2 separate regions of the Homo sapiens genome follow, and region 1 is linked to region 2. The links are chromatin loops, found by intact Hi-C in ENCODE. Cell type or tissue: PC-9. All regions are shown on one strand. Links, peaks and the distances in the headings refer to the core of each region. The heading gives the core; the rest is flanking DNA. Region 1 has its middle 29 kb from the start of LINC01121. Region 2 overlaps LINC01121 (long intergenic non-protein coding RNA 1121).

Region 1 (16,615 bases), core at 4,755-12,754, 65 kb after region 2:
TCTTTCCACGCTGCTGATTAAATCTACCTTCTTTCTTAATTTAACCCCATTTTTTTTGGTGGTGTCATCCACACAAGGAAACATGCCTGATTGTAAAGTTTCTGGCAGGAGGCTTCTCCTTTAAATGACAATTTTAAATAGCATATACACAATGCTCAGAGCACAGGAGATACACTGCATGAGCAGTCATGTTAGTGGCATCCTACGAATGTAACCTGGGCTTTGTAAACCATAAGGCATTCAACATTCAACAAAGGTAAGGAGTCAACATTATTGTTCTAGGTTGCAGGACTGAGTGAGGTTGAGAGAACACACAATTCTTAGGTATGAGAAGCAGCTCATAAAATCTTCAAGTCCAAGGTTGAGGCTACTCCATGCTGAAATTTTGTTTAAGTAAGATGGTATGAGACAAAAGACCCTGAACTTAAGTAAGTAAATTCTGAACCCCTGGTTCAATCACCTTTCTTTTCCAAACCCTCTCACTTCTTTATGGTAAAATAAATAGGGTCCCCTTCTTTATTAAGGAGAATTGTTTTGATTGCAAGAAACAGAAACCAACTCAAGCCAACTTCAACATGCAAGTGCAGTTCTCACAGAACCCAAGGGCCAGAACAGCTGAGCCTAAGGCAGGCTCTGGAATCAGAAAATGGAAGGCCATGGGGGAACCCAGGAGACTCTTTTTCTTCCCCCTCCAATGACTTCTTTCTTGTCTCTCTGTAAACTCAGTCCACAAAGTAGAAAGAAGCCTACTCACTGGTCCTAAATTTGTATTTTTCCTTTGTTCAAAAGTTTAGTCAAGAATGGAATCTTGGCTGGACGCAGGGGCTCATGCCTCTAATCCTAGCACTCTGGGAGGTTAAGGTGGGAGGATCACTTGAGTCCAGGAGTTTGAGACCAGCCTGGGCAACATCACACCAGGCTAATTTTTAAATTTATTGTAGAGATAGGGGTCTCTACAAAAAAATTAAAAATTAGCCTGGTGTGATGGCACATTTCTGTTGTCCCAGCTACTAGGGAGGCTGAGGTGGGAGGATCACTCAAGCCTGGGAGGTAGAGGTAAGTGTTATCAGTCCTGTTTTATGGATGAGGACACTTTTTTAAAAAGAGAAAAAAGAGGAGGAGGAAGAGGAGGAGGAGGAGAACACGAAATATAATCTCTTGTTCCTTATTCCAGATTTTAGGCTAAGAAATTCTGATGGCCAACGTTTAAGCTAGATGTCCACTCCTCGTCCAGTTAGCTGGTGGGGGATGGTATCAGTTCCACCACCATGGCTGGCAGACGCCTATTCTCATGACTCATGGCTGTAGAATGTGGACCATGGCCCCCAAATTGGCAACCATACCAGCATTTCTCAGACCTGTCTCTGCATCAGAATCATCTGGAAAACTTGGGGAAAAAAATACAGATTCCCTAAGCCTATCTGGCACAGAGACCTTGGACTAGTGGCTGCAAGCAGTCTTGTCTACTTTTCCTAGAACATTCCAGGAATAGAAGAGAATAATCAGTACATTTAGCAGTACTGATTAGTACAGTCCTCCCTACTCTTCCATCCCTACTTCCTCTTACCCCATCCAAATGATTCTATGCAACTGTTTGAAGACCTGTTTTGGGGAACCACTGTAAAATATCATCAGACAATGCAGAATAAGAGATGCAGAATAATAAGCTAATGACCTTGTACACACTTTTCACTGTGTATCAAGAGCTTTCCCACTTACCAAGTTCTTCCTGCCCAGCTGGGCATTGTGCTAGGCTGTTTAATACGTATCACCTCATTGCATCCTCACAACCCCATAAGGTACATGCTTTTCATTTTCATTTGACAGACAAAGAAAACAAAGCTCAGAGACGTTAAGTGACTTGCGCAAGCCTTCTTAGTAAGCGACAAAACCACTTACTTATATATCTGTCTCCTTTGGTTGACCCTTTAGTGCCATGAGGTCATGGGTCAGAGGTGCCTGCTTTTGCCCATCCCAGGATCCCCAACACTAAGCGTGATGCCTGACATAGGAGAGGTGCTCAATAATGTCTGTGGGTGAATGTCAAGTAAATGAATGGCAGCCTGATGGTCTTTAGGCTGAGCCACTCCGCGTATCCCAGGGAGAGAGCTTCCCAACCAGCTGGCTGTGACACCTTCCCAAGTCCTGTGGGCTTCTCGGCGGACTGAGCTCCATATCCTTTCAGCGGCTGGGGCAGCCAGAGCCCTCAGACCTGGAACGTCCTCTGGCTGTTAGCACCTCATCTACTTTCCCTAGAATGTCAAACTATTATGTTCTGCGTGTGTTATGTTTTGTGAAAGTGGGAAGTATAGCACAATCTCATTTAAAGAGTAAAGATTCGTCCTGCTCATCAAAGATTTGTAAGGTGGGCTGTACCCCCAACACAGCTCTTTTTGGTTATCCAAAAGCCATTCTGAGATCTTCAGAAAATTGTTCTGCATTCCCCATGACGGGAGAGTAACTGAATGACAGTCCTTCTGAGCCAGCAGCCACCTCCCTTGCAGCTAGAGCACCCCAAGGCTTCCTTCACCTGGTCCAGACTTAAACTCAGACCCTAGTGGCAGGGTGCGGACAGGGACAGAGATGTTGACCGAGGCCAAGGTTGACAGTATCTGGCATTCCTCATATGAAACCCAGAATCTCTAAGGCCGATGCCAGGACGCCAAAATGCCTTTCCTGCCAGGGGATTATGTTCATTTGCACAGGATCTGAGATAGAAATTCCAAAGAGATGATACTGGAAACCAAAGGCCTATATCATATTAATAATACAGACAGGAAGGCTCCCCCAGCAGCTGGTAGCAAACATCTATTAAATAAAGAAAGGGACCTGGCCCCAGCCCAAAGCCCAGCAATCCAGCCAGGTCATTTCAGATTACAAATAGAAACAATTAAACCATATTATAGACCTTGTCTCTTGTTGGCTATTAGGTTTCTGCACTTACATGCTAATTTCTGAGTCAAGGAATCAGAGATCTCCCCAGATTAGGTATCTACCACCGCTCAGCAGGCTACAAAAGTCAAGCTGTATTTGCACTTCACTTGGATCCTCTGTGTCCACGACGGCTGCAGAGAGAGCTGGAAGCCAAAGTCAGCTGAGAGCTGCGTTACAAGGCATCAGCTCTGCCTTCAGAGGGCTTGGACCAGAGGCCTGGCTTGGCCACTCACCAGCTGAGTGACTGTGGGAGAGGCAGAACCCACATTTGAACACTTCTAACTTCAGTCTGCGCAAGCACCCGAGCCCTCACCTTCTCAAAACCCCAATTCTAGTTCCTACCACTTCTTCAGCCGGAGAGCAGCTAGCTGGCTAAGCTGATGTCAAGAGTGGACAATGACATCTTTAAATAGTATGGGTTCAAATGTAGATGAATAAAACTTCAGCCTTCTTATCTATGAAACGAAAATATAATAACCCCTGCCTGGATTCTGGACTATCTGGGTTCATATTCTTGCTCAGGTCACTAGTTGTATAACTTTAATTACTTAAATTCTTGTGGTCTCAATTTCCTCATCCATAAAATGGGAACTGCCTTCTAGAAAAAGGTAATGAGATTGTTGTATTTCTTCTTCTGCAAACCTCTAATTCTTGTCCTTTGTCCATTTTTCTTTTGGGACATACCTTTTATTGATTTTTAAAGCTCTTTCTATGTGATAAACTTTAACCTTCATAGATGCCATATTTTTTTCTTAGTTTGTCATTTGTTTATGGTATATAAAATGCTTAGCATGGTGACTAACACATTGGCAGTAATTTTGTTATTGAGAAGTGGTTTTTAAGTGGGAAAGTTCCATACAAAAAATGAGCCATCATTATTTTAATATTACCAACAAGAATACGGCCGGACCCAAAGAAAAGGAGCTCCACCTTCCTGGAAAACTGAAAGAAATGAGAACTGTCTGGAAGGAGACAGTGGTGTGAAGACAGACAAGGCTGGCTGTGGCTTTTCCAGAGAGACCTTGAAAATGAAGGACTCTCCTTGAACAAGAATATATCCCACCCCATCTATGTCGCCGTCCCTCCCTCCCTTCCTCTCTTCCACACACACACACACACACTCTCGAGAGAGCAATAGAAAGGCTCACATTCAAGACTATTCTATATCACACTGTTGGAGAAAACCTAACAGAACAGCTTCCCTAAAGAGTCGGCACCGGCTATCATAGAAACCAGTCTACGAAAGGGCAGATACATTTGTGTGAACAAAGGTCATGACTGGTTATTAAAAGGAGGCCTCTGAAAACAAGAGGAATATGTTAACATGAGCGCCTATACTTTTACATCCACTCTCTCACTTGATCCTCAAAGCAGACCCTCAGAGGTGTCCAGGACAGATTTCCCAGGCCATTTCACAGAAGCTGAAACTGAGGCTCAGGAGTTCCACATTTAGTTGGTAAATGACAGAACCAGGACTAGGATCTGATTCTCTTGATTCCTATTCAAAGTTATTCATTCAACAAATATTTATTGAGACCCTACCTTGCTCCTGGCTCTGCATTGTGGGTTTGTTCTAACTCCTGGTTACAGATGTTTCCAGGATTGCTGAAGCCACTCCATGCTGGCCGCGTGCACTCTGGGATTCCCACAATCAGAGTCTCAGGCTGGACGGACTTTTCGAAAGGACCCTGGCTAGATAGCACGTCTCAAGGTTTCGCAAATGTTCCTCCATCATAGGCCTAAGAAAACAGAACTTGTTCTGTGGGCAACTCTTTGCCAAACAGCTGGACGATGGCACCTCTAATAACGATGGAGCTTGTGCACCAAGCAGAATCTTCCAGTTTATTTGATAGCATAAGAGGTTTACGAGCCTAGGAAATACCTTTGGTTTCACTGCCCCAGTTGAAATCCCTTTTACGTTTTAGTTCCTGCTAAATCAGCAAGACGAACATGGCTTGGGTTAGGGCTGACGGGGAAGAAGATACCTCTGGTCCCTAAACCCAGTTCACTGCCAAGCCCAAACAGCCCCCAGTGGGCTCCATCTCATTTCACTCCTACAGTACACAACCTGCCCCCGCCTCCCCCGACAACCACCACCACCACCACCAGGAGGGATCTGCACAGTGGTGAAGCCACGGAGACCCAAAGCACGCCCAGAACCCAGCCTCCACACGAGGCTTACAGCTCTCTCGCCCCGCTCCCTCCTCCCCGGCATCCTCTCCCTGGAGAACCTCTCTCCTTTCAGGAAAGGCGAATCAGCCAGCGGCCAGAGCCGTGGTAATGGAGCTCAGACACGGGATCGGGTGTCTGGAGGGCCCCACTATAAACTGCGGGTCACATCCTTCAACTTGATTCCTCGCTCCATCTTACACTTTGTGTGTTTCTGGGGGACGCGGCGGCTGATGGTGAGAGAGACAAGTCCCTGGCATGGGGCTGTGGAATGAGGGATTGTTCTAAAATGGAAAAATTACTTCAGGTCCAAAGTGGAGCGACTGATTTCAGACCGTGGAGGAGAGGTGAGGGAGTGCCACCCTGGGGGGCTCTATCACAAGTCTCCATTTCCCCCTGTGAGCCCCAGGAAGAGGACCCAGCCCTTCTCTCTGCTCGTGCTCCAGGAAGCCTCCTCAGAACTGTGTCTGGAGGTTCTGGGCTCCCTGTTTTCTCAAGTATAACATGGAAATCTCTGAGAAAATGAGATAACATATCAGTGCACGTCAGTCTTGGGAGGAAGAATCCTTGAAATGTGCAGGAAGGTTATTTTCCATTCTGGTGACCACGTAACTGCAGAGAAAATGCTGCCTTTCCTTCCCTAGCAGTGACGATGTTGAATGGGAATGATGGTGGCACCTGAGGACTTTTCACCAACGACGCATATGGTGGGTATCTAAGGAGACAAAGTCCCCCACAGAGCTGCCATAAACCTCACTCCTGTTTTCGTGGGAGGAGTTGGAGGGGCCTCTCACCCTAACCCAGGGCCCCTGGTCCCTGGACACCAGGAAAAAAGGGGCAAGCCTGCCCAGGCCCACCCACCTCCATCTGCTCACACCCTCAGGAATCAGAGAGGAGGCCCATTCTCCTAGCAGAGGCCTCCCCTCTAGGGCTGCTCTGTGCCCCAACGCACCATTTGTGGGTCACACTTGAGTCTGGGCTTTTCGGTTGAACAAATCTCTCTCCCCCACAACAGTCGTGGCCTGACAGGCTGATGGTGGGACTGCTGCACGACAATATTTAGACACACTGCTAACTATTTCCAGCTGCCTGGAGGACCCCGGTACTAGATGAGGTGAGACTCTTCAAGGTTTCACTGCAGAGGCGAGGACAGCCAGAGGGCATTCCCTAAACTTTTTTCTACTGTCCTCCATTTGATGAAAGACTTGTGGTTAAACCTTTATCTTCCATAAACATTTAAAATGTGGTTACCTTGATTTCCATGTCTCATTTTCGTTTTATTAAAAAAATGGGTTCCTTGCAGTAAAACATCTGATACTGTGGATGTTCTGCAGAAAACAGATGTTTCTCCATGTAATAGACGTCGGCAGGCCTCTGTGCGCCCACCAGGCCTCACTAGCACTCACACACACGCATGCACACGTGTGTCTCATGAAAGGCCAGGGCAGGGCTGGCCCTGTGAGGAACGCTGAGGCTGAACAGCCACTAGGCCATAGGGCTTGAGTCCCTGTGGACTCAAGCCATGAGACCTTTGGGCCAAGAGGCCAGAGACCACGCAAATGCACCACCGAGAGAGGTAACGAGGCCTGGAACCGTAATTGGGGGGTTTCATCACTTCTGAGGTCTCACTATAAACACTTCCCTCCATAGTTCCCTGTTTTCACTCTCTAGGGCCTCCTCACACTCTGCCCGCAGCGGGGCTAAGGGCAGAGTTAAAACCCAGCAGGTACAATCTTTCTCGAGGGTGCACAGAAACACCTGAGGACCCTGCCAGGTCAGCCTTTGGCAAAGCTATAGGTAGTCCTTTTTTCCATCTTCCTTCTCCTCTTTCCACATCCCAGTCCTAGGCTGAAGGGAGGCCCATAGGGGCCCAGGGCCTTAGGAAAAGCCACTGTTTTTGCCTCCTCCACCCAGGACACACACGCACCTTTGCCAACCTTATGACTCAACCACTGGGACAGCCTGGCTCACTCATTTTCCCAGGAAGTTTGCTTCCCATCCCTCCTGGGGATTCCGCTGGAGCTACCTGAGACACCTGAGGCCTGCTCCCTGCCCAGAGACATTTGGATTTTTGTGGAGACCCTGAAAAATGAAGAGTTATCAAGACCCAAAAGAATTAATCCCTGGCTGTTGAATGCCTCCAGTGCTAAGGAAGCTGTTTCTGGGCAGGAGGGGACTCTGCCATGCTGAAGATGGCCCCTGGCCACTCACACTGCCCAGCCCAGAGGGCAGCATCACAAAACACACCCTGCCTCAGGATAGCCAGGTACCCTCTCAGCCTGCCTCCCTCTGTTCCGGGAACCCAGAAGCACCATTTCCCCTGTCGATACTTCAGGATCACTTGAGGAGGGCTGGCTTTTGCTCAAAGTCCTGTAGTTCCTACAAGCTGAAACTTAGAGGCAGCAATTTTGTGAAATTATTTCCCTAGAATTATCTTTATTCATGTCCATTTCACCTCATTCCAAAAAGGATTTGTGAAGCTTTTAGAAATACAAATAACGTTTTTTGTAAAAGGTGGTATTATAGCAAATGACTGAAAAACGAGGGGAGAAACATAAGATGAATTTCAGTGGCTGCAGAACATTTTTGCTAGGAGGAACTGCAAATTTGGCTCTGGGCTTCCCAGTTGCTACAGCAGAGAGGATATATGATTAGTTACAAGAATCACAGTGTCACTAAGGTAAAAGCAAACCGTCACTCACAAGAATCACAGATATTCCTGGGAGTGAGACTTAAAGCAAATTCTCACATGGGCTCACAAAGGGAGTGTTCAGGTATGTAGTAAACCATTTGTTTTCATCTTGAAAAACAAAATAAACTTTAAAAACTGGATAAATCTTTTCCAAATTTAATTTCATAAAAAATGTAAAGAAATTTCAATAGACAGAAAAATTGTTCTGGCTGCAGGGGACAAGGGCTCCATGCTATGTTCAGGATGCCAAAGTATCCCATAACCTCACTCCCGAAACAGCTCAGTCAGACTGACTTGGTACTGCATGAGTCACTGTTTCCAAACCTGCGAGAGGGTGTAAGTCCCCTGGAGGGCTTGTTAAGCACAGGGAGCCCAAGGCCCCACGGCAAACTGACTGCATCAGAATCTTGGAGAGGGGGAACGGGCATGGTCTGTAGCCCCAGGTGACCCAAGGCCAGCTTTGGCAAACCTGCCACAGACAAACATCTCAATCGTCTGGCTGAACTAGATGGTAAAAACCCATTGAAATTACCAAACTCTGTCCTGGGTGTGTGGCATTCATCATAAGGTAGGGCCCCTGAGGAGGTCTCTGCCAAGAGAAACACTCTGGGAAAGACAGCATTGAGTAAGCTCTGAGGGCCATGGGCGGGCTGCAGTGATTCGGGAGAGGGGTAGAGAATTTTCCTGCCCCCTCCCTGGCAGCATCTCCCCCGCCTCCACACCAGCTACCCCTTCCCCTCCTGCCCTCCCTGTTCCCAAGGCGAAGCAGCTCTTGCTGTCCTTTCCTCTGAAACATGCAAATACCACCAGGCAGGGTGAGTAACAGGTCTGCCCCTCCATGTGGCAGATGTGGGAGAAAGACAACACCTTGGGTGAACTGACTGCTCTGGGCGTTGCTCTGTCTCCTTAGTCTAGCTCACCCCTCACACACAAGCCAGGGCAGGCTTCTGCAAACCCTATGGTCATCAGGTTACTTCCAGTTTGAAAAGTCCTTCAATGACTTCCCAGTGGCCATGACTTTTGTCTAATCATATCATGGTTAAGAGCTTGGGCTCTGGAACCACACGTGGGTTCAGACCCTGGTGTTCCCACTTAGGCTCTGTGTGCCCTTGGCAAGTTTTTAACCTATTCAGAGCCCTAATTTCCTCATCTATAAAATAATGATTCTGCCTATCCACTAGGCAGAATATGCTAGGTTTTGCTGCAATAACAAACAACCCTGAAATCTCAGTGGATTACAACAACAAAGTTGCATTTCTTATTCAAGTAAAGTTGGCTGGAGGTTGAGGGATCTCCCCAAGGCTATTGTCCTCTACATGGAAGCTCAGAGATCCAGGCTGTCTCAACTATGTGTCACCCCTGTCTACCATGTGCTTCCAGGATACTGGAGGGCCTCGTGGAGACTATTAAGTGCTTCAGCCTAAAAAAGATGTCCATCACTCCCATTCACCAGTCACTGGTCAAGTTTCTCAAATGGTCTTGCCTCCAACAAGGATGTGGGAAAGAGAAATTATCCTGTGTCTAGAAGAGTCCCAGATATAAGGGAGCACTGAACACAGGTGATAATGTTTAATGTTTAATGGGGTGCTGGTGGTAATGAAAGGAAATAATCCATGTAAGCCTTCAGCACGGTTTCTGCCATATAGGAAAGGTTTAAAAAATTTTCATCTTTTGCCTCCTCTGCCATTCTGGTTCTGAACAGTGTTCTGAAAAGCAGTTGCCCATTTCCTAGCTTGTGATTTGACCCTCCAGGCTCGGGTCTTTGTAGCCTCTCATTTCCCTTGAGCCCAGTGTTCATCATGAGATTTGCATCAGCCATTGTGAGAACCCTTGATGCTACAGTGGCAAGAGGCCAAGGTTGATTTCTCATCTAATATTCAATCACGCACACTACACACACTTACATGTGTTAAAGAGTGCGTATTCCAGAGGTCATGAATTAATGTTTCATCAGCGCTGTCATCATCAGTGAATAAGCTGATCCAAGGTCCAGGAACAGGAGGGGCCACTAAATAGAGGAGAGAGCATTCCTGGGAAAGGAGTGAAGACTCGCCAGAGTCCACATCTGTAAAATGGGGCTGATGCTCCTGCCAAGCTCACTGAGTTGTTGGTAAGACTTGACAAGAGCAGGAAGCCTGGTCCCCTATGACATGCCATCAAATGCAGAGCAGTATTTCTCTGGCAGGTGCCAAATATTATGGAATTTTTCCTGGAGAAAATGCATCAGCAGAATCCTTTGAAGATCTCCAGTGCTTCTCTTCTGTCCCTAGGGGTTTCTCTCCTCAGAGGTCTCTGCTTCCACCCTCACAATCTAATTCTTCTCCCCTGATAACTGACTCACCATACAATTGCATAGCTCAGTATCTCTTCTTTGCAGCCTCACTGGGAGGGGGCGGTCAGATTGCACTGGAGAGAGTGTGCAGCTTTTCCAGAGCTTTGCCCAGTACAGCCCCAAGCTCTGGGGAACAGCTTACTGCTACCCTAATAATAACAAGGCTCACACCACCATTACACAACTTTAATACCAGCTTTTATGCGGGCATCTGGGGATGTGTGTGCTTATGAGCAATTTGTAATGAGAAAAAGACCGACCTGCAGCAGGCTGGGAGGGGAGGGACCCAGAGCACCAGGAAAGACAGGCTCCATCACAGGGGCCGCCCCAGGCTCTGGGGACAGGACTGCTGCCCTGGGATGTTTAAGGCACTATTTGATCTCTTGTTAAGTCCCACATGGCTTCAATTTCCATGTGCTCTGAAAGAGAATGGAATTAGAGTCAACAGATCCATCATGCCTCTCATAAAGATGTGCTCTTACTCAAGAAGAAGAAAAAGAAGAAATGAAAACTCACGTTCACGGAAGACCTACTATGTGCCAGGACCATGTCAAGAGCTTTATTTTCATGCATTATTTTATATGAGCCTCACAATAACCCACTGGGGTAGATTTGTTGCTGTTTTTTGTGGTAGACTAAAAAAAAATAGCCACAATATTTTGCACCTCATCCCATCGAGAAGTAGAGTCTGTTCCCCCATCCGCTCAATTCTGTATTGACCATCCTGCTTTGGCCAGTGGGGCATTAGCAAACACAATGTAAGGGGCTTGAAAAGTGCTTTTGCATCAAGGCTTTCCCTCTCTCAGCTTTGAACCCTTTTGCCACTCTGTGAACAAGCACAGGCTAGCTTCCCGGGGATGAGAGACCATGTGGAGCAAGGCGCCCACCTCTCCAGCCATCCCAGCTGAGGCCACAGGCATAGGAGTGAGGCTGTTCTTGACCATCCAGCCCCAGCTGAGGTTACCCACACCTGAAGAACTTCCCAGCCAACTTACATAATCATGAGAAATATTCAGTGCTTGTTATCTTAAGCCACTATGTTTTCAGAAATTTGTTATTCAGCAAAAGCTATCTGATACATCCCTTTTTTATAGATGAAGAGCCCAAGGCTCCGAAAGCTCAAGTCATTTTGCCAAGAATCCTCAAATAAAATTGGCAGAGCAAGGATTTGATCCCCAGGCTTATATTTAGTGCCCTGAATTACCTGCTTTCCCCTGCAACTTGCTAGCACGTAGAGAGAGATGCCTGAGAGAAAATTTCCTTAAGAAACGCTAACTCCCCCATAGAGCCGTCATCACCCATTCCATTTTGAGGAAAGCTGGAAACTCTCCAGTCCTCTAGAGAATTTCTGCTTGGATAGGCACAGCACAGACCTGAAAGTGTTTCTCTAGATGGCATTTTCGTAAGTGGAAGCTCACTTTTCCATTGCCTCTTGTTAATGAACTGCTGCATCCTTACCTCTGAAGATTCTTCTAAGGGCACAGGCAACTGCTGCTGGGGTCTTGGTCCCTCTGGCTAAGAGACCCTCAGCACTGGTCAGGTGATCAATGTACCTTCAAGTACAACTGGAAATCTCCTTGGTCAGCAATTGTACTAAGAAGAATCACTTTGGATGTGTGAATTTAAACTACCTTTTTTTTTTTTTCACCCGGGCTGGAGTGCAGTGGCATGATAGCTTACTGTAACCTTGAATTCCTGGGCTCAGGCGATCCTCCCCTCCCTCCTCAGTCTCCCAAGTAGCTGGGAATACAGGCACTTGCCACCACACCAGGTTAATTTTAAATTTTTTGTAGAGATGGCATCTCACTATGTTGCCCAGGAAGCAACCCTCCTGCCTCAGCCTCCCAAAGGGCTGGAATTACAAGCATGAGCTACCAAACCCGGCTGAAACTACCTTCTTATCCTGACATTATATTTCAAGAAGGGCCTGCCTGAATATTGTCATACCCGCCTCAGGGAGGCCTAGTGACAGTTTCATGTCCCAGCAATCAGTTCATGAGAACAAATCTCCCTGGCAAAGCCCTGTGGTGCTTGCTGGTATACTCTCAGGCCAGTCTATTCCCATGACATAGGCAAAAGGGAGCTTATGAGTTCTGGGTCCTGGACACAGGGTAGCCCTCTGTCTTGATGCAGGATTGGCTTTAAGCGGACTTTTGAAATAATCACTGTTATATTCTAGCACTTCTGCGCTCTTTTTCAGGCCCCTGGCTTCTCTGCTTCTCCATTTTGGAATGAACCCTATCCTTCCACTCACCTCCCCTGCCACCAAAGCACTCCATGCTTTAGAATTATTTCTCCTCTCCCTTCTATCTCCCTTGACTCTTCTGCTCTCCTTACCACCTAGATGGGCTGGACCTACATAGTGGCTTTCCTTTCGCTGTCCTCAGTTTGTTTCTTTTTTTTCTTTTTCTTTTGTTTTTGTTTTTGTTTTTGTTTTAGACAGAGTCTTGTGCTATCACCCAGGCTAGAATGCAGTGGCACGATCTCAGCTCACTGCAACCTCCACTTCCTGGGTTCAAGCAAGTCTCATGTTTCAGCCTCCCAAGTAGCTGGGATTACAGGTGTGCACAACCACACCTGGCTAATTTTTTTTTATTTTTAGTGAAGGCAGGGTTTCACCATGTTGGCCAGGCTGGTCTTGAACTCCTGGCTTCAAGTGATCTGCCCACCTCATCCTCCCAAGGTTCTGGGATTACAGGCATGAGCCACTGCACTTGGCCAGTTTGTTTCATTTTAACTACTTTTCATCCTCCATTTAGAATCGATGCATTACTTAGAAGCACCAAATATTTTTCACCTCTCTGTCACCCGGAAATGACAGCAGTGAGTCTGCTGGTAGCAGCCCTGACTCATCCATCAAAAATATTAAATTGGATTTTAATCACATCTGGAATTTCAGATATAAACTTTCACACATATGGTGAGGAGGGAGTTTGTACTTCAGTATCCTTCCGTTCTTAAAGGTAAAAATCTGAGTCTGTTTAAGAATAAAATACCTAAGAAGAAAGAAATCTTCTGATATGATTTATGGGATACCATATGGAACCTGGAATTTATTCTTGAAAGCAATTGTGTGCAAAGAAATTAGCAGATACTAATTGCTTTTGGGAGAAAATTGCCTCTCATTACAAACTATTGGATTTTTAAAAATGAGCTCCTTCCCAGCAGTGTGAACATCTGGATTCCCAGGGGCTATGGGCAATGCCAGAGCCCCCTTTCAAGCCCAAGACAGAAGAGAGGTATTGCAGACTGCTGAGGAGATTTGCATGAGGAAGGTGGCAGGATGTGGACGTGTCAAATGCTGCTTTTTGGCTCACAAGGTCAATCAGTATGGGGCCATCAGAAGCACTCGACTGTTTAAAATCTCAGCTTCAATGTTGAACTCAGCTTGGCATTCACGGCTCTCTAAAATCTGGGCCTTGCCAGCTCCTTTTCCCTCTACCTTTTCTCTCCCTCTATCCCCCAAAACCTATGCCCAGTCCACAAAGACCTCCTCCACCCTGGAACAATGGTCTCCCCTTTCTTCATGAATCCAAACCCCTAGCCTTCAAGGCCCATCGCAAAGCAACTTCCTCCCCACTGGAGGCCCTGGAGCAGGCCAGGCCTCTCCCCAGTACCACCGTGGAAAAGCTGTGCTCCAGCCTGCCTCCTGCCGACTCAACTTCTAACAGAGGGGAGAAGGCAAGGCTGGAAGTCTCCTACCCACAAGGTCCTTCTCAGGGCTCATGCGCCAGATCCTTACAGTTCAGACCCCTTTCCTCCCACACAGTGCCATGTTTTGGGGTGAACAGTCAGGCAACTTTGTGCCCCAATCTATAATGATCAATAAACTGAGCAATACTGTATCAAGATGAGAAAACTGCATTCCCAGAACTGCCCCCAGGGCTCTTTGGCTGGAAGGAATACTTTGATAGTAGAAGGGAGTGAGGCAGGACCCTCCAGGGGTCATTCTCAAGTAACAGTAGAGGGTCTCTAAACTGCACTTAAGGGCCCAGTTAACTCCATGGCCTGGGGCTCACTGACCAGCTTTCTGGTTCATAGATGATGCCTTCCCATTATTTCCTCCCATGGTGGAAGGCCTGAACAAGCTCCCTTGGGCCTTTCCAGTGGGTTCTTTTTAACTGTATGCTCCCTTTTTATGTTGAGGAAAGGTGGAGTGCTGCATGGGGAGGGCACACAGAAGGAGGACCTTCCATTGTAGCTGCAGCTTCTCCTCTGGTCTTGAGCAATTAATTCTGCTCTGGCTCCAGCTTATGTTCCCTTCTCAGTGAGCCTTGGAAATCCCCAGTTTATGTGTGATTTGACACACACTTTTGTTTTTAGTTGGCTGTTTCACTGAAGATGGAAGGCCACTTACTGTGTATATTGTGGGGAGCAATGGTTTTCCCAAACTGTTTTAGCCATGGAACTCTTTCTTCAAATTGAAATCTCATGTGGAAGCCAAATACTTAAAACCTCAGGCCCACGGAATAGGCCCCTTCCTTTTTGATCCCTTAGGGTTTTCTCTTTAGCTCCATCTCGGAATGAAAGTGATGAGCTCTGTCTTACTGTTTCTGCAAACAGACACTCCACATGACCTGCTAGATGAGAGAGGGTCCTCCACACACATGCCATGGAAAAATGAGCTGCCGCCAACCCATGCTGGAACGCCCTCACCTACTTTCCGCTGGCTGACTCCACACTGACTCTTTTGAAAATTTAAAGCTGTTCTTTTTCCTGATGAAATCAGGTAATTGTTCCAAAATTCTAAAACAATAGGTAATGCAGCAGGTGTTGGGGTGGCAATTCGCACAATTTTGAGCACCATGTTTTGTACTTGGCTTCTCTGCATTGCACAAGGGACTATACCTCTCTGCCTAGGCCTTCAGAAAAAGAGTGAAAAGAATGCTTTCTTGGCCAAGCATGGTCGCTCACACCTGTAATCCTAGCACTTTGGGAGGCCAAGGCAGGTAGATCACTTGAGCCAGGAGCTCAAGACCAGTCTGGGCAACATAGCAAAACCCCATCTCTATAAAAATAAATAAACAAGTAAATACATAAATAAAGTTAAAAAACGCATTCTCATTTGCTAACTCTCCCCTTCTCCCCTCACTTCCCTTTAACCCTTTCATCCCTGGTGGGGTGGGGACCCTAACCATCTCCACACTTTCCCCTGGAGGCTCTCCCTCTCTTCACTGAAGTATCAATTCCTAACTCCTGAGGTCCCTTTCCATCCCTGGCAAATGGGATAGACTCCAGCAGCCTCCTGTGAACATCCTGGGGCCTCTTTCCAGCCTGGCATCTGATGCTTTAGGAAGTGAGGGAGGGTACACCCTGGTCTCAAGGTCTTTGGACATCTTGAGGGCAGGGAGAGAGAGAAGTGTCCCTTTCTGAATGCAGTTGTCTTTTTCTCAACCTTAACTCACCATCATGAGAATCTATCCCTTAAAACAACAATAACAGAATTCCTTGGCTGGTCATCAGAAGAGATTTATATTCTTCCCTTAACATGGCTTTGACCTATCTGATACTGGGGGAAATGAGTAACCCTTGTTCATGAATGGTACTATGTCCAAATCTCTTCTCTATAATACTGTCTAGGATTCTTCCTTGGTCAGTGATACGGTTTGGCTGTATCTCCACCCAAATCTCAACTTGAATTGTATCTCCCAAATTCCCACGTGCTGTGGGAGGGACCCAGGGGAGGTAATTGAATCATGGGGGCTGGTCTTTCCTGTGCTATTCTCGTAATAGTGAATAAATTTCATGAGACCTGATGGGTTTATCAAGCGTTTCCAGTTTTGCTTCTCCCTAATTTTTCTTTTGTCGCTGCCAAGTAAGAAGTGCCTTTCACCTCCTCCCATAATTCTGAGGCCTCCCCAGCCATGTGGAACTGTTAAGTCCAAATAAATCTCTTTTTCTTCCCAGTTTCAGGTATGTCTTTATCAGCAGCACAAAAATGGACTAACACAGTAAATTGATACCAGTAGAGTGGGGCATTGCTGAAAAGATACCCAAAAATATGGGGGCACTGCTGAAAAGATACCCAAAAATGTGGAAGCGACTTTGGAACTGGGTAACAGGCAGAGATTGGAACAGTTTGGAGGGCTCAGAAGAAGACAGACCTACCCTTAACCTGGTGGGCACAATCTAATCAGCTGCCAGTTAATATAAAGCAGGCAAAAAAATGTGAAAAGCTGAGATGGGCCTAGGCTCCCAGCCTACATCTTTCTCCTATGATAGTTGCCTCCTTCCCTCAAACATCGGACTCCAAGTTCTTCAGTTTTGAGACTCGGGCTGGCTCTCCTTGCTCCTCAAGCTTGCAGACAGCCTATTGTGGGACCTTGAGTTCATGTAAGTTAATACTTAATAAACTCCCCTTTATATATATATATACGTTCTATTAGTTCTGTCCCTCTAGGGAACCCTGACTGATACAATCAGAGACCATGAAAGGGGAGGGATTTGTTTTGTTTGTTAGTTTTAACTACCACTGTCAGATAAAAGTA
Region 2 (16,615 bases), core at 4,287-12,286:
CCTCCCTCTTTGCCCTCAAGAGGCGACCACTTACTTGCCTCTTATGGAAACACCCTCCTTCCTTTCCTCATGCCATTATCAGTCCACATGTGCATCCTTCAACATTGTGGTTTAGTTTTACTTTTTAAATATTTTAAAGTCTCTTTTAATGTACAGACTTCCCCTTTACCACACTCCTTTCCCCTTGTGAATGTATGTGTTACAAGAACTAGATCATTGGTAGAGTTTCCCACAGCATAGATTTTGCCACTTGTACCCCCACGGTGCCATTGATGTGTTCCTCTGGCCCCTGTATTTCCTGTAAATTGCTAGTTGGATCTATAGGCTTGATCCAATGTGGGTTTGATTATTTTTGGCAAGACAACGTCATAGGTGGTGGTGCCTTTGTTCTCCAGAAAGTGTAATCATCTTTAAAATAATTATTATTTTAATAATAACCATAGGTGTTCATTTATTTGGGGTTACAGAATGGCAAAATTCCAATTTGAAATGTCTCCTGTTCCACTCTGGTTACCAATGATGCAGTTCAAATGGGACCATCAGGGTAAATGCTTGATTTTTTTGTTTGTTTGTTTCTTCAGAATTCAAAGCTTTGTCACATACATGTACTAGTTGCTAAGATCTGAATGTGGCAAAACTGTTGTAAAGGTCAACCTGGCCTCGATTGGCCCAGCCTTCTCTCCCCAGGTCCTTTGACCTCCTGAGAGATCATTCCAGGCCCTGTGAATCTCAGTTTTTCTTCCCATCTCCCCACCCCGTCAGAGCCCACCTTCATGGAGGGAAGGTCCTCATGCTCACTCACCTTAGGAGGTAAATTGTGGGCATTGTCCACTCTAGGGAATGTGGATTTTAAGGCCTCTCTCTCAAATATTGTCTCACTTAGTCCCTGTGGAGTTCAAAACAGGTAGCTTCAAGCCCAAACTCACCTTGCAATGTTTTGTTTTGGCCATCACAGAGTGTTTTCACTTGTTGTTTGTTTTGCTTTTAAGTGGAGCAAGACTGCATTTAGGCAGGGGCATATTCTCTGCAGTTAGATCAGAGCCCACCGCCTCCCCTTGCATTGTACCCGCCCTGTGTTCTGAGTCCCTTTGTGTTGCAGAACCTTGTAGGTAGGTGTTATTAGCCCATTTTTCAGGTGAATGGACAAGAACTGGAGAATTGATGTGGGGGACCTAGGTGAGGCACAAATGGAAATGGAACAGCCACTGAGTGCTCTGGGAAGGAGACCACAAGCCAAAGGAGAGAGTCCACACTGGGAAGACCCAGCTACAGGGCCCTCTCCATCCAGCCTGGTGCAAACTAAAACCCACATTCTTTTTTCTTCCCTTTTACAGAGACAGCTCAAGGAAGCATGATAAAATGAGGCCTAAGATAATATTTGAGGGGAAAGTTTATTTTTTTATGGTCTGTTTGCATTACACCATCGGGTGAAGAGAGGAGGAGAAAGACTTGTCCCAAATGGCAGAGCTGGAGAAGCACAAATCCAATGTCAATAGTTGGAAATACAAGTGTGTGGTTTCATTAAACTTCTTTTTTTAAAAAAAACTTTGTTCTTCCTTTTCCTGAGGCAGTCCAAGGGAAGGGGACACAGAGGTGGAAACAGACAGGGAGAGAGGAGGGAGCAAGCCAGGGCCAGCGAAGGGGGCTTGTCTTAAGGAACCTGCTCCCGCTGTGAGTGTCCTCAGCCAGCCCAGGAGGCTGGCAGGCCTGATCAGAAGCAGCCAGCCAGAGCCTTCCGCTGATTCCAATGACGGCTGCTAAGCAGGGGCAGGCAAGTCAGAGTTTCAGCATTTGTCCAACAGCTTTTTTTGAAAGGATTTTTTTTTGTTTTTGAAAACCTGAGTGAAAATGAACAAATAATCAAATCCAGGTCACCCTGAGGAAAATGATTTGACTTCTGTGTTCTCCTGTGGCCCCATTTGGCCATAGCTGGCCCCTTCCCCTTCCCCCTACTACCACGCTGGCCCTTGGCTGCCCCAAGGCAGAGACCATGTCTGCAGAGCCAGGAGAGGTAGGTTAAGAATGCAGGCTCTAGTCAGACAGCCTGGGGGTTCAAGTTAAAATATTAGCTCTGGCACTTATTAAATAGGCCACCTTGGACATCTTCTTTGTGCCTCAGTTTCCCCATTTTAAAATGGAGATGTGATAATACCTCATGGTCTGCTGAAAGAATTCAATGGAAAAAGTGCTTACTACAGTGCCTAGCATGTAGTTTTCAGCAAGTATTTGCTGTTATTCTATTATTTTTAGAGCCTTTTCTGTCTCCCTTCCTTTGTCTTTCCATTACATGCCACTCCTTAGCAGTCCCACTGGATTTGTCCAAATAGATAAACTCACTCAAAGAAATAAAAATAGGTGTTATCTTGCAAGGTATTTTGCACACTGTCCACTCAGACCTTCTCTCTCAAGCAGTTTCTGCACAGCTCTGTGGATACCACATCCTTCCCTCATCAACATGCCCTAGTTCTTGTGGCACAATCTGCATGGATTGCCCTCTCTATTCATTTCCACCCACCCAAATCTAGTTCAAGGCCCACTTTGCAACAGAACGTTGGATCAATCTGGGAATGGCTTGATTCAGGGTCTTGCCTAAAGTCACTAGGATCTGGTTTCATCTCTTGGTTTTGCTTTCTCCATGTTGGCTCCACTCACAGACTCTACACACCTGGTGGCAAGAGGTTTGCAGGCAAAATGGGCTGCAGATTCAAGCCCAGTGAGAAAGATAACTTGCCTCTTTCCTAATAGCCCCAGCAGACATACCAGGTGTTCCTTGGCTATGATTGGGTCACAGACCCATCCCTGGACCAATCTTATGGCTCGGGGATAGGGAAGGAGTGTTGTGCTTCCACCTGCAGTTCATGGGCTGATGAGGAGGAAGGAGTGCTTCCTAGAAAGAAATCAGGATAGTTTCCAAAATAAGGGAGAAAGCGGAGCCCAATGGAAGCAAATGTTCACCATACACACAGCCTTTCCAATATCGATCTCCAACGATTCCAGCCTGTTCTCTTCTCTGGATTCCTGACCTGATACATCATGATGTCATTCATCTTGGCAATGTGTTTTCTACCCATTTGTTGAGAATAAGTCTCACTATATCCCCTACTTTGCGAACTGCTTTTATCTAAAGATTGTTCCTGTGTCCTTCACTTGGCAATGAAGCATGCCCTGCCTTCTTGAATGGCACTGTCATCTCTCTTACTGATATTGTATTTCCCATATATACATGTCTTACCTTTCTCACATATTGTAAATTCCTCCTGGGCAAGAAACAAGAATACTTCTTGCCTAGCACCTTGTATATAAGTGCTTGGTTATATTTTGTTGATTTACTGAGAATTTAATATTTCTTTTCTTATACCTTCCCTTGGTTAAATGCCTAGTAGGTACTAAATAACATTTTTGGAACCATAAAATCTAGAAGGAGCACTGAATTTGGACAGACTCTTATAATCTAATGCAGCTCCCTCTTTTATTGGGGTTAAAACAGCCTAGAGTAATGAAGTGAGTATATAAGCAAGTTAGAAAGACTAAAAACCAAGATCCTTTGGATCATAGTTATCACTTTGTATTTGTTGATTGACTGATTGTCAATTCAGTCCCTTTTCCACTGAACCTCTTTGTAAGATCAGGAACAAGGCAGGGATGCCTACTGCTGCCACTTCAATTCAACATAGTACTGGAAATCCTAGCCAGAGCATTAGGCAAGAAAAAGAAATAAAAAGCATCCAAATTGTAAAGAAGTAAAATTATCTTTGTTCACAGGTGTCATGGTCTTACATGTGGAAAACCCTAAAGATTCTGCACCAAAAAAACCTGTTAGGATTAATAAACAAATTCAGCAAAGTTGCAGGATATAAAATGAGTATACAAAAATTAGTTGCATTTTAATGCACTAACAACAAACAATCCAACAGTAAAATAAGAAAAAAATCTCATTTACAATTGCCTCAAAAAGAATAAAATACTTAGGGATAAGCTTAAAGATTTGTACAGTGAAAAGTATAAAATATTCCTGAAAGAAATTAAAGTGACACAAATAAATGCAAAGACATCTTTCATAGATTAAAAGAGTGGTCCCCAACCTTTTTGGCACAAGGGACCGGTTTTGTGGAGGACAGTTTTTCCAAGGACTGAGGTGGGGGTGTAGAGATGGTCTCAGGATGAAATGGTTCCACCTCAGATCATCAGGCATTAGATTCTTGTAAGGAGCATGCAACCTAGATCTCTCCCATGTACAGTTCACAATAGGGTTCACGCTGCTATAAGAATCTAATGCCACCGCTGATCTGACAAGAGGCGGAGCTCAGGCAGTAATATTTGCTCGCCTGCCGCTCACCTCCTACAGATCTCTAGATCTCACTCACTCTCTAGACCCACCCACCTCCTACAGATCTCTAGATCTGTGTGGCCAGGTTCCTAACAGACCAAGAACCAGTACTGGTCCACAGCCCAGGGATTGGGAACCCTTGAGTTAAAAGACTTAATATTGTTAACATGTGCATATAATCCAAAATGATCTACAGATTTAATATAATCCTTCTCAAAATCCAAATGCCATTTTTTGCAGATATAGCAAAAACAATCCTAAAATTTATGGAACTAAAAAGGACCCTGAATAGCTAAAACAATCTTGAGGAAGAAGAACAAACCTGGAAGCCTCACACTTCTTGACTTCAAAACATATTCCAAGCTACAGTAATTAAAACAGTATGGTAATGGCATAAGGTCAGACATGTATAGACCAATGGAACAGAAGAGAGAGCCTCAAAATATACCTATGCATAGACAGTCAAATGACCTTTACCTAAAGTACCAAGACTACACATTGGAGCAAGGATAGTCTTCTCAATAAATGGTGCTGGGAAAACTGGAAAACCACATGCAAAAGAATGAAATTGGACCTTTATCTTACACCATACACAAAAATTAACTCAAAATAGATTAAAGATCTAAACATAAGTTATGTGAAACTATAAAACTCCTAGAAGAAAACATAAGGGAAAACCTTCACGGCATTAGATTTGGCAATGATTTCTTGGCTATGACACCAAAAACAGACAACAAAAGCAAAAATAGACAAGTGGACCAACATCAAATGAAAAAGTTTCTGCACAGCAAAGGTAACAATCAATAGAGTGAAAAGGCAACCTATGGAATGAGAGAAAATATTTTCAAACCATATAACTGATAAGGGCTTAATAAGCAAAATATATTTTTTAAAAACTCCTACAACTCAATAACCACACAACAAAAGTAAAAATAACTTGATTAAAAAGCAGGCAAAGGACTTCAATAGAGTTTTCTCCAAAGAAGATATACAAATGGCCAATAAGTATATGAAAAGATGCCAACATCACTAATCACTGGGGAAATGCAAGTCAAAACCACAATGAGTATTGTACCTGTTAGGATGGCCATTGTCAAAAAAATAAATAAATAAATAACAAGTGCTGGTGAGAATATGGAGAAATTAGAACCCTTGTGCTCTGTTAGTGGGGATGTAAAATGGTGCAGTGGCTGTGGAAAATTGTATGAAGGTTCCTCAAAAAATTAACAACAGAATTATCACATGATGCAGCTGATATAGTTTGGCTCTGTGTCTTCACCCAAATCCCATGCTGAACTATGATCTTCCGTGTTGGAGGAGGGGTCTGGTGGGAGGTGAACGGATCGTGGGGTTGGTATCTAATGCTTTAGCAGCATTCCCCTCGTGCTGTCTTGTGGTAGACTTCTCATGAGACCTGGTTGTTTAAAGGTGTGTAGTGCTTCTCTCCCTTCACTCTCTTCCTCCTGTTGCCATGTGAAGATGTGCTTGCTCCTTCTTCGCCTTCTGCCATGATTGTAAGTTTGCTGAGGCTTCCCCAGCCATGCCTCCCGTACAGCCTGCAGAACTGCGAGTCCATTAAACCTCTTTTCTTTTCTTTCTTTCTTTTTTTTTTTTTGAGACAGAGTCTCGCTCTGTTGCCCAGGCTGGAATGCAGTGGCGTGATCTCGGCTCACTGTAACCTCCACCTCCAGGGTTCAAGCGATTCTCCTGCCTCAGCCTCCTGAGTAGCTGGGATTACAGGTGCACGCCACAATGCCCAGCAAATTTTTTGTATTTTTAGTAGAGACGGAGTTTCATCATGTTGGTCAGGCTGGTCTCAATCTCCTGACCTCGTGATCCGCCCACCTTGGCCTCCCAAAGTGCTGGGATTATAGGCATGAGCCACCATGCCTGGCCTAAACCTCTTTTCATTATTAACTACCCAGTCTCAGGTAGTTCTTTAGAGTAGTGTGACAATGAACTAATACAGCAGCAATCCTTGTTCTGGGTATTTATCCAAAAGAATTGAAATCATAATCTCAAAGAGATATTTGTACTCCCATGTTCATTGCAGCATTATTCACAGTAGCCAGAGATTCCTGCTCCCATGAGAACCTAATGCTGCTGCTGGTCTGACAGGAGGCAGAGCTCAAGCAGTAATGCTCGCTCACCTGCTGCTCACCTCCTACTGTGCAACCTGGTTCCTAACAGGCCACAGAGAGTACTGGTCTGCAGCCCAGGGACAACCGAAATGTCCATTAACAGATGAATGGATAAAGAAAATGTGGTCATACAAGCAGTGGAATAGTATTCTGTCTTAAAAAAGGAAGGAAATCCTGTCATATGCTACAACATGAATGAAGCTTGAGGACATTATGCTAAGTGAAATCAGCAAGTTGCAGAATGGCAAATACTTCATGATTCCACTTGTATGAGGAATCTGAAGTACTCAAACTCTTGGAAACAGAAAGTAGCTGTCAGGGGTTGGAGACGGGAAAAGCGGGGAGTCTCTGTTCAGTGGGTACAAAGTTTAAGTCATGCAGGATGAAAAAGTTCTAGAGATCTGTATTACTATATAACACTGTGCATTTGGTTAACAATAATGCACTTAAAAATTTAAGAAGGTAGATTTCATGTTATATATTTTTGTACCACAATAAACAAATAAGTTACTAATGGCCTAAAAAAAGTTGATTGAAGAAGGGACCTTACATCTACTGGTGTCATTTAGGGTCATCAGGCATGTGGAGTCAGGAATATTTTGGGTCAAGGAATTGATCCCAAGCTCCCCTAATCACACATGGACTAAAGAGTGGGCTTCATATTCTAACAGCTGAAATGATTTTGCATCTGGGTCCAAACATCACTAGAACTCCAGTCTGCCAGCCCGCAGCCTGTGGGCTGGGGGCCTAGAGTGCAGACCAGCTGAGCCCAGCACAGGAGGCAAGCACAGCCCTTAAACAAACAAAACAAACAAAGGAAACCCCTATCCAGACATTCATTCTTCAGGTAACAGAGATTAAGGCAGGGCAGGTTCTTAACAGGTGAATGAAATAAACCCACAAAATAAGAGGCATACCAAGAAGGTGTTAAACCAGTTTGGACACTTCATCCAGAGCCTTTGCCACTACCTGCGATGACAGCCCAGCAGGGCTCCTTTATCCACAGGTAGCTCCATGCCAGGCCAAACACTCCTCTTTGGGACCTGGCCAGGTGCTTGGTCCCACTCTAATCCACACTGAGCTCACAGAGAGCCCCAAGGTGAGACCTGCCTAAACGGGTTCCCGGGCCAGCCAGAGGGTCCTCAGGGACACTGCTCAGCCCTCACCCCAGGGAGATGGGGACCCAAACGTCTCTCCAGTTCTCCTCAGTCCTCTTTACAGTGAACCAGATGGAGGTAAAGACCAGATGGAGGGGAAACCAAGGAGCCAGAGCCAGGGCAGGGGCTGGCGATCAGTCAACACAGCCCCTCTCTCCCGGGAAATCTCCAACAGACACCTGCCACTCACCACCCCTGCCACTCACCACCCCTGCCTTCCACTGTGGGGCCTTTGGCTTGTGGGGGCCGGCAGGGACAAAAAAAATATATGGAACAGTTGACAGGATACTGTCAGGAGACCTCGGATCTGATCCTTGCTTTGCCATTTTCTAGCTGCATGACCCCAGGCAACCTCTGCAGGCCCAGCTGCCCTAACCTTAGCAGGGCGTCAGGTTCGACGAGATTCCCCCCCTGTTCCAAGTGAGTTGATGGTTGACTCTGATGCCATGCTATCACCTGTGCCAACTAAATATCCACAGATTACATCTCTAGGACATTCGGGTTCTTTGGCGCATGATGCAGGCCAAATCTCCACCCTGGCTTGTGCTATGGAGACACAGGGCAGTGCCTCCCAACAGTGAAGGGCACCGCTCTGGAGCCAAACTGCTATATTCTTATGCCAGTGCTGCCCCCTTTCCATGCCTCGGTCTCCCCATCTGAAAAATGGAGATAAACCCCATCTCATAGAGCTGTTATGAGGATTCAATGAGATGAGTTAGACAAAAACTCTCAACAGTGCTGGCACTTGGGAAGTGCACTGTAAGGGCGGGCTGTTAGTACCGTTAGTGTGGTGGCTCCTGACGACTTCACCTCCAGGAAAGTTGAGCCTCGCAGGGAAACTGGGGCTGGGAAAAGGTGGCCTTGGATGTTCTCCTTCACTCTGGCAGGAGAAAATTGGCCTTGTGGCCTGGAGATTGGACCTCCCTCCCACCCCCGGCTGCAGGGGGTGGTTGGGAACATGCTGTTGACACTGACCAGCCACACCCCATGTCTGCATGGTGCAGCCTGGCAGGCCGGATGTGGCCTCCTTTCCCAGAGGGCTCGAGCCAGATGCAGCTCGATTACCGTGGAGTGCATTTCAGGCATTGTCGCTATTATCAGCTTCTCACTTTCAGCTGCTGGATCAGGGGCAGGAGCCTTCCCTTCCTCCCTCTGCCCCATTGCTGGGTGTTTGTTTTCACTGCAGGTGCAGATGTGAACGTCTCCCGTCCTGGAGAAGAGCCTGCTCAGACCCACCCCAGACATTTCCCCACATCTTCTAAATTGGACTCCAACTCTCACCTCCCAGTTCCAATCCAGAATGAATTTGTCCTGAGTGAGAGCTGGGAGGTGAGGAAGGGGCTTGGTCACAACTGTCCAGTCCTTGCTACCAGCAGATTGAGGTCTCTGAAGAAAAGAGTCTTTGCTGTGGTGATGACTAACACACCAGGAAAGATAAAAGAGAGGGAGAGGAAAATGACAAAGAAGGACAAAACAAAGATTTCTGCTAAAGCTATAAACATTAGCTTTCCCAAATTTGCCATTGTCGTCCTACTCCTTTACTCATGCGGCACCCCCTGCCCTTTCCCCATCCTCCCCGAAGCACCCTCCCCTCCTCATGGCACCTCCCCTAATGGACTGTAAATTCTCTCCCTTCCACACCTAGGTTAGTAAAAATTACTTTTGTCAGATTAATTCCTTAGAGGATGTGGGGGTGGATGGGTGCATACAATTTTGGCTTTGAACAAACAAACAAACAAACAAACAATTCTTTCATCAAAGTGCTCCAAAGAGAAGTTCTTCCAGGAGAAGGGGACAGTTTGACAGATGGTCCCATATCTTCCCCAGGTTTCTGTCTCCATTGGCACTGCCCTGTTGTTCTCACTGCCACCAAGTCACCTTGTCTGCCTTGTTCTCTTGCCCAGGTGTGGGCTGTGCCCGCCAGCCCACTTTGTGGAGCTCAGACAGGCTGGAATTCTCCAAGAATAACCTCACAGGAAATCAACGAAATGAACAAAGAGAATACGAACAGCTGAACAACAGACGTGCTTACTGAATGCAGGTACCTAATCCTAAAACAACCAAAGTCTCGCCACCATGGCTGGCCAGGTCTGGGTTCCTCCCCGCCTACTCCTAGACCCCACCAGAAAAGACCCTCCCAAGTAAAGCTTTTTGATATCCCCCACCCCCTGCAGCCCCCAGCCCAGAAGTTGGTAAAAGAAAGGATAGGTGGTGTGCATAGCGCAACAAACAGCTGGCGTTGGGTCTGAGTCAAGGTCCAAGGGTGGGTGGGGAGCAGAACCCTGCTCCTGGGAATCCTCCCCCTGCCAAAACTTGGGAGTTTTACTAACCTGGGTACGGTAGCGGGGAAGCCACCCTCACCCCCCAACTTGGTGTGATTTTTGGAGAAGCGAACCCAGCGAGGGGATGGGGGTGGTGAAGCCAGGCTTGGAGCTGAAGCTGAGGTCTAAAGTTTGGGGGCAGGTGCCTGCCTCCAGTTCTGCCTCTGTCACTCTGGCCCCCTCTTCTCTGGGCCTCAGTTTCCCTGTTGGTAAAAGGAGGAAGTTTGAGTAGGTGATCTTTGAAGTCTTTTTCACCTCTAGCATTTTCCAGTTTTTCAATTCTGTCTCTTTGACCACCAGTTCCTACAAGTTAGAAAACTCCAGTCCACCCAGATAGGTCTCAGTAAAGATGTAAACTCCCAACACAAGAGTGACAGCTAACCTTCCTGCATGTTGACCAGGTGACAGAAACCACTATAGCTACTTTATCTGTGTTGGCTCATTTCCTCCTCACAGGAGCCCAAGCCTCGTATCCCCATTTCACAGATGAGAAACTGTAGCAGAAAGAGGTTAAGACATGTACCAACATCCCAGGTGGTAAGATAAAGGACGAGGCCTCAGGCAGTGTGCTCCAGAGGCTGTGCTCTGACCCCCCAACCCAGACTACACTTCTTCTTCATAGATGAGTGACTATAACGCCTCTAATAGACACAACAAGCCAAAGGTGCAAACAACCCAGATGTCCATCAACAGACAAATGGTTAAACAAAACTTTCAGTGGAATATTATTCAGCCTTAAAAAGGAATGAAGTTCTGATCCATGCTACAACATGGGTGAACCTTGAAAACATTATAACTTTATATGCTTTTAACATTATAAGCTTTAAAATATTATAAGGCTAAGTTAAACATGCCCAGCCACAAAGGACCAACACTGTATGATTCTACTTACATGAAATATCTAAAATGGACCAATTTATACAGACAGAGAATAGATTACAGGTTATCAGGTGCAGGGGAGAAGGAGGGATGGGGGAGTAATTGAAAGAGAGTTGCTGTTTGGGATGATGAAAAAGGTCTAGAAATGGATGGTGGTGATGGTTGTACAACAGTACGAATGTACTTAATGCCACTGAATTGTATACTCAAAAATGGTTGAAATGGTAAATGCTGTGCTACATTAAAAACAAATTTTGGCCGGGCACAGTGGCTCAAAAGTTGTAATCCCAACACTTTGGGAGGCCAAGGTGGGCGGATCACCTGAGGTCGGGAGTTGGAGACCAGCCTGACCAACATGGTGAAATCCCGTCTCTACTAAAAAAATACAAAATTAGCCTGGTGTGGTGGCACATGCCTGTAATCCCAGCTACTTGGGAGGCTGAGAGAGGAGAATAGCTTGAACCCGGGAGGCGGATGTTGCGGTGACCCAAGATTGAGCCATTGCCCTCCAACCTGGGCAACAAGAGCCAAACTCCATCTCAATAAATACATAAATATTAAAAATATCATAATAAAATAGATCTCACTTACTGAGCTGCTGTTAAGACCCTACTGTGCTCAGTGACTTACAGGCTCTGCCTCGTGTAACCTTTACAGCCACCCTGTGAAGGAAGCTCCCCTGTCATGCCACCCACTTCACAGGCAAGACGGCCAAGGCTCAGGGAACAGATTCCCTCAGGACCCATGGGTAGTGAGCGGCAGAGGGGACACATACACCCAGGTAATGCTGAGAGCAAACTCAGAGAGGAAGGTAGAGGACGATCTGAGAAGGCTACGAACAAGCTGAGACGAACCAGGGCGTGGGGCCCATACCCTACCTGTGCCTGCCAGGTGCCAAATTCCACATTTATCTTTTCTCACATTTCTCCCTGTATTCGTTTTGTGTTTTCTTCCCTGTTTTACATCCAAGCAACACCTTTCTGCCTCATTCCTCCACTGATATCACTGCCTCTGCCTTGTGTGCTCAAGACACCTCCCATTCGCCATCCCCCCAACCCCCCGCCGCCACAGCATGGCAGGACAGCCTGTTGGGTTTTGGGGGCGGGAGGGAGCATAGGCCTGTGAAGCCTCATTCTATGCTGAGGGGGAAAGAGGCCCAGATCTCCACTACAGGGGACGAGAAGCGAGCAGCTCCTCCCACACCCCCACTGAGGAGACTCCCAAGGCTAGGGGCAGCTGGCTGATGGTTGAGTGTCCCCAGGAGAACCTCAGGGAGACTGGCTGGGTGACTCCATGGGATGCCAGGCCCTGGTGCGTTACTAGTTTCGCCCAGTCTTGGCTGACCCCCTATGTGAGCAGTGTCAGGGCAGTGAGTTTCCTTTGCCCCTTAACTTTTTCTGTTTAGAAAAAAAAAGTGCAGCTCGCTGCAAGCCTCATTTAATTTTACATAAACATGCTCTTTGAGGCTGAAGCAAATAGACTGATTTTCAATGCGAAAATGAAATATAAAAACTGTTCTTGGAGTCATTTCTAAACACAACTAACCCTGGAATCATCTGTTTCAGAAAACTCAGATTCATCAAATGAATCTTTGGCCAAAAATTGTCCAAGAACGATATTAACATCACTCATAAGAATGCTACGTTTTCAAGGATTTGACATTTTCAGCAATCGAGAATTGCTATACATTGTGAATGGAAATACCACTACTAAAAACAGAATGCTACAAATAGAATGATGGCTTTTGTTGCCAAAGTCGACAACAATAATAACAGCGAGATATTCTGTGGCAAAGTTATCTTGGGGTAAACGTTGCAGCTGCAAGCGCTGCCGGCAAGTATTCTCAGGGCAAACAGGAAAAGGGTTAAATAACTGAGAAGTGCCTGTTCCCACCGAGGCACGTGACATTTTGCATGCAGGTCACCCAGAAAAGCCAAGCACATCTACACACAGACTGCCTCACTCATGTTCAGTTTGTAGCCCCCACCTAAGGCATTAGCCTGGCCCCGAAGGGCCTTAGAAACTCCTCACATGAAAAAGCTCAGGCAAAACTGTCAGATGACAAAGGCTGTGATTGTGGGGGCTGGAGGGGATTTTTGTATGTCTACGACTTGCTCTCCCCACCTGGCATCCCCCGAGACATTTCTGCGGCATTCTGTTCCCCCTGCACCCTGCAGCCTGTGACCCAGATGTCTGCGGATGAGCTGTGACTCCCCTCAGCTGGGATAAATGCCTAGTTTATCCCAAGAAGGGTGACCACTTCCAGATGATAGATTTCAAACGTAGGCTTCCATGCCCTCAGTAGAGTCACTATTGCCTAACAGAGAGGACTCTGGTGTCCAGCTTCTGGGGTCTGACTCCTGACTCTATCACTGAGCAGCCCATGGATCTTGAGCAAAGCTGTGGCTGAATTTTCCTCATTTATAAACTAGAGCTGATGATATTACCTACCTTGTATATTTAAGAGAATTAAATGGGATGAAGCATATAAAGTATTTAAACCAGTGCCTGGCACAAAGGTCCTATTTAATCTATATTGGCTATCATAATGGCAGACAGACATTGTTAGTCAGTCAGCCTCAGCCCCAGATTCCTTCTCAATATAAGTAGCAAAGTAAAGCATCCAGGCTAGAAGATGTCTAACTTTGCTTTCAGCTTGAGAATTTTCTGACTGGTAGTATCGTTCCCTTCTCCCTGAGCTGGGACTCCTCTATTCCACCCGTCTCCTATTATGCTAATGCAAGAACAACTACCCTGCATCCACCCCCAACACGCACTTTAGATCCAAAATTGGTCCCCGGTTTTCCCATGCATAATTTTAAACAACTTTATTAAGATAGAATTCGCATACTATAAAATTTATCCATTTAAACTGTAAAATTCAGTGCCTTTAGTATATTCAGAGATGTGCAGCAATCACCACAATCAACTTTAGAATATTCTCCTACCCACCCCCCAAAAACCTTATACCCCTTAGCCATCACCCATCAATCTCTCCATTTCCCCACTCCCACCCCACCCCCTGGAAAACATGAATCTACTTTTTGTCTACAGATTTGTCTCATCTGGGCATTTCATTTAAATGGAATTATATAATATGTGGTCCTTTGTGACTGGCTTATTCACTTGGCATTGTTTTCAAGGTCCATCCGTATTGTAGCATGTATCAGTACTTTGCTTCTTTTTATTGCTAACTTCAATTCCACCGTACAAATATAGCAATTTCATTTATCAGTTAATAGGTTGGTGGACATTTGGATTGTCTCCACTTTTTGACTATTATAAATAATGCTGCTATGGACATTAATGTAGAAGTTTTGTGTGGATGTATGTTTTCATTTCTCTTGGGTTGATGCCAAGGAGTGGAATTGTTGGGTCATGTGGTAGCTCTATGTTTAACCATTTGAGGAATTGGTAGAATGTTTTCCAAACCAGCTGTACCATTTTAAATTCCACTGGCAGCATATGAGGGCTTCATTTCTCTACATCTTTGCCGACACTTTTATTAGCTGGGTTTTTGATTATAGCTATTCTAGCAAGTATGAAATAGTATCTCATTTCCCTGATGGCTAATGATGTTGAACATCTTTTTATATGCTTATTGGTCATTTGTATATCCTCATCAGAGAAATGTCTATTCAAATCCTTTGCTTTTTTTTTTTTTCTTTTGAGACAGGGTCTTGCTCTGTCACCCAGGCTGGAGTGCAGTGGTGTGAACATGGCACACTGCAGCCTCAACCTCTGGGGCTCAAGTGATCCTCCTGCCTTAGCCTCCCAAGTAGCTTGAACCACAGGCACATGCCACCATGCCTGGCTAATTTTATTTTTTTTAACTTTTAGTAGAGATGAGGTCTCACCATGGTGCCCAGGCTGGTCTCAAATTCTTGAGTTCAAGTGATCCTCCTGCCTTGGCTTCCAAAGTGCTTGGATTACAGGTATGAGTCACCACACTGGGCCCTGTTCTCACTTTTTGATTGGGTTATTTGTGTTTTTATTATTGAGTTGTAAGAGTTCTTTGTATATTTTAGATACAAGTCCCTTATTAGGTAGATGATTTGCAAAAATTTTCTCCCATTCTGTGTGTTGTCTTTTTACTTTCTTGATTGTATCCTTTGAAGCATAAAACTTTTTAATTTTGATGGCATGCTGAATAACTTTTGTATTTGATATGAGAAGCAGAGGCAAAAATATCATGATTTGTAGATGACATGACTGTATATCCTGAAAACCCAAGAGAACCTATTGAAAAACTGTTGAAAACAAGAGAATTCGGTAATAAATCCGGTTATTAAATTAATATACAGTAAACAATAGCCTTTATAGAAATAAATATGTAACAGAAGATATAGTAGAAGAAAAGGCCCTATTTTCAATAGCAAAAATAGTATAAAATACATGAAAATAACTTAAAAATTTCAAGAAATATGTGAAGGAAACTTTAAAATACTCCTGGGGACGCAAAAGGAGCTTGAAAAGAATAAAAGGTATATTATATTGTTAGATATGGAGATTCCACATCATGAAAATTTCAATTTTCTATTCAGTTATTTTATAAATAATGTAAATCTAATATGATTGCAATAAAGACACCTATAGGACCTTTTTCATGGAACTAGAACAGCTGATTGTAAAGTTCATATTAAAAAATAAACAAACAAGTATAGCCATAAAAACCGGGGAAAAAAGGGTAGTGGGCAAGCTTTGGAGTGAAAATCAAGAAACCAGGGCTCTAGGCCCAGCTCCGCCCTAACAAATGGAAGGACGATTCATCATTTCTATTGGGACTGCAGTTTCCTCATCAGCAAAGTAAAATATCCATGTTAGACAATGTCAAACCTTGCCTTCAACTCTAGAATTTTCTGATTGATTCTGTTACAAGACTGCGAGTTCAAATACTCCAGACTTGGCCAGTGCCACGTCCACTCTAAATAAGTCAGGACAGCTTAGCTTGGCAAGGCAACTAAGAGAATGCTTGGCCGTGTAGATGAGCTTCTGGGACACCAGGGAGGCCCTTTGCCAATAAGCAGGCTTAGCCTTATTCCCATTCTGTTTCTGGCATTGCTCTATGGGGTTTAGATGGTTGATTTGACCTGGCCTCTCTCTCCATTTCCTGCCCACTGAAGAAGTAAGCAATGTATTTGGGTCTTGATGCAGTTCCTCTGAGATCCTTTCTTAGAAGCCAATATGAATAAGAGAGGGGAGAAGAACAGGGGAGCACAGAGACTCCACCAAGGGAGGGTGAGCCACCCAGGGGAAAAGAGAAAATGGAGGCACAGAAAACCAACACTGCAGATCTCTTAGTCCCAGAGAGACTGATATAGTTTGGCTGTGTCCCCACCCAAATCTCATCTTGAATTGTAGCTCCCATCATTCCCACATGTGGTGGGAGGGACCCCGTGGGAGATAACTGAATCACGGAGGCAGCTTCCCACAGACTGTTCTCATGGTAGTGAATAAGTCTCACAAGATCTGATGGTTTTATAGGGGGAAACCCCTTTTGCTTGGCTCTCATTCTCTCTTGTCTGCCGCCATGTAAGATGTGCCTTTCACCTTCTGCTGTGATCGTCAGGCCTCCCTAGCCACGTGAAACTGTGAGTCCATTAAACTTCTTTTTCTTTATAAATTACCCAGTTTAGGGTATGTCTTTATCAGCAGCATGAAAATGTACTAATACAGAGTCCATTCCAAGAGGATTACCCCCATTTAGCCTGATATTGGAAACATACACTTAAGCAGAGAACCCAGATAAAGGTCAAAACCTAAACTTAAAGTGAAATTAAATAAATTAAT

The links. A loop is a pair of places that touch in the nucleus more often than their neighbours do. Peaks named below come from ENCODE experiments on the same cell type or tissue, not always from the same donor. Only the 100,000 strongest peaks of a DNase experiment are listed, where the experiment ranks them.
Region 1: it touches region 2 in a loop (6-fold over the local background); 7 of 110 quality-filtered maps call a loop at or near these places.

What each region holds. Positions count from the first base shown.
Region 1 is chr2:45,275,793-45,292,407 of GRCh38, forward strand. No RefSeq gene overlaps it. Among named protein-coding and RNA genes, the nearest start is that of LINC01121, 29 kb to the left of the region's middle. In PC-9, for the core only: no CTCF peak of the experiment used is centred there; DNase peaks (open chromatin) are centred at 7,069, 8,099 and 8,659; H3K4me3 peaks cover 518 bases; H3K27ac peaks cover 4,278 bases.
Region 2 is chr2:45,211,749-45,228,363 of GRCh38, forward strand. All of the region lies in intron 1 of LINC01121 (long intergenic non-protein coding RNA 1121), which reads right to left. Among named protein-coding and RNA genes, the nearest start is that of LINC01121, 35 kb to the right of the region's middle. RefSeq lists enhancers at 7,237-8,165, 8,166-9,092. In PC-9, for the core only: no CTCF peak of the experiment used is centred there; a DNase peak (open chromatin) is centred at 7,383; H3K27ac peaks cover 1,036 bases.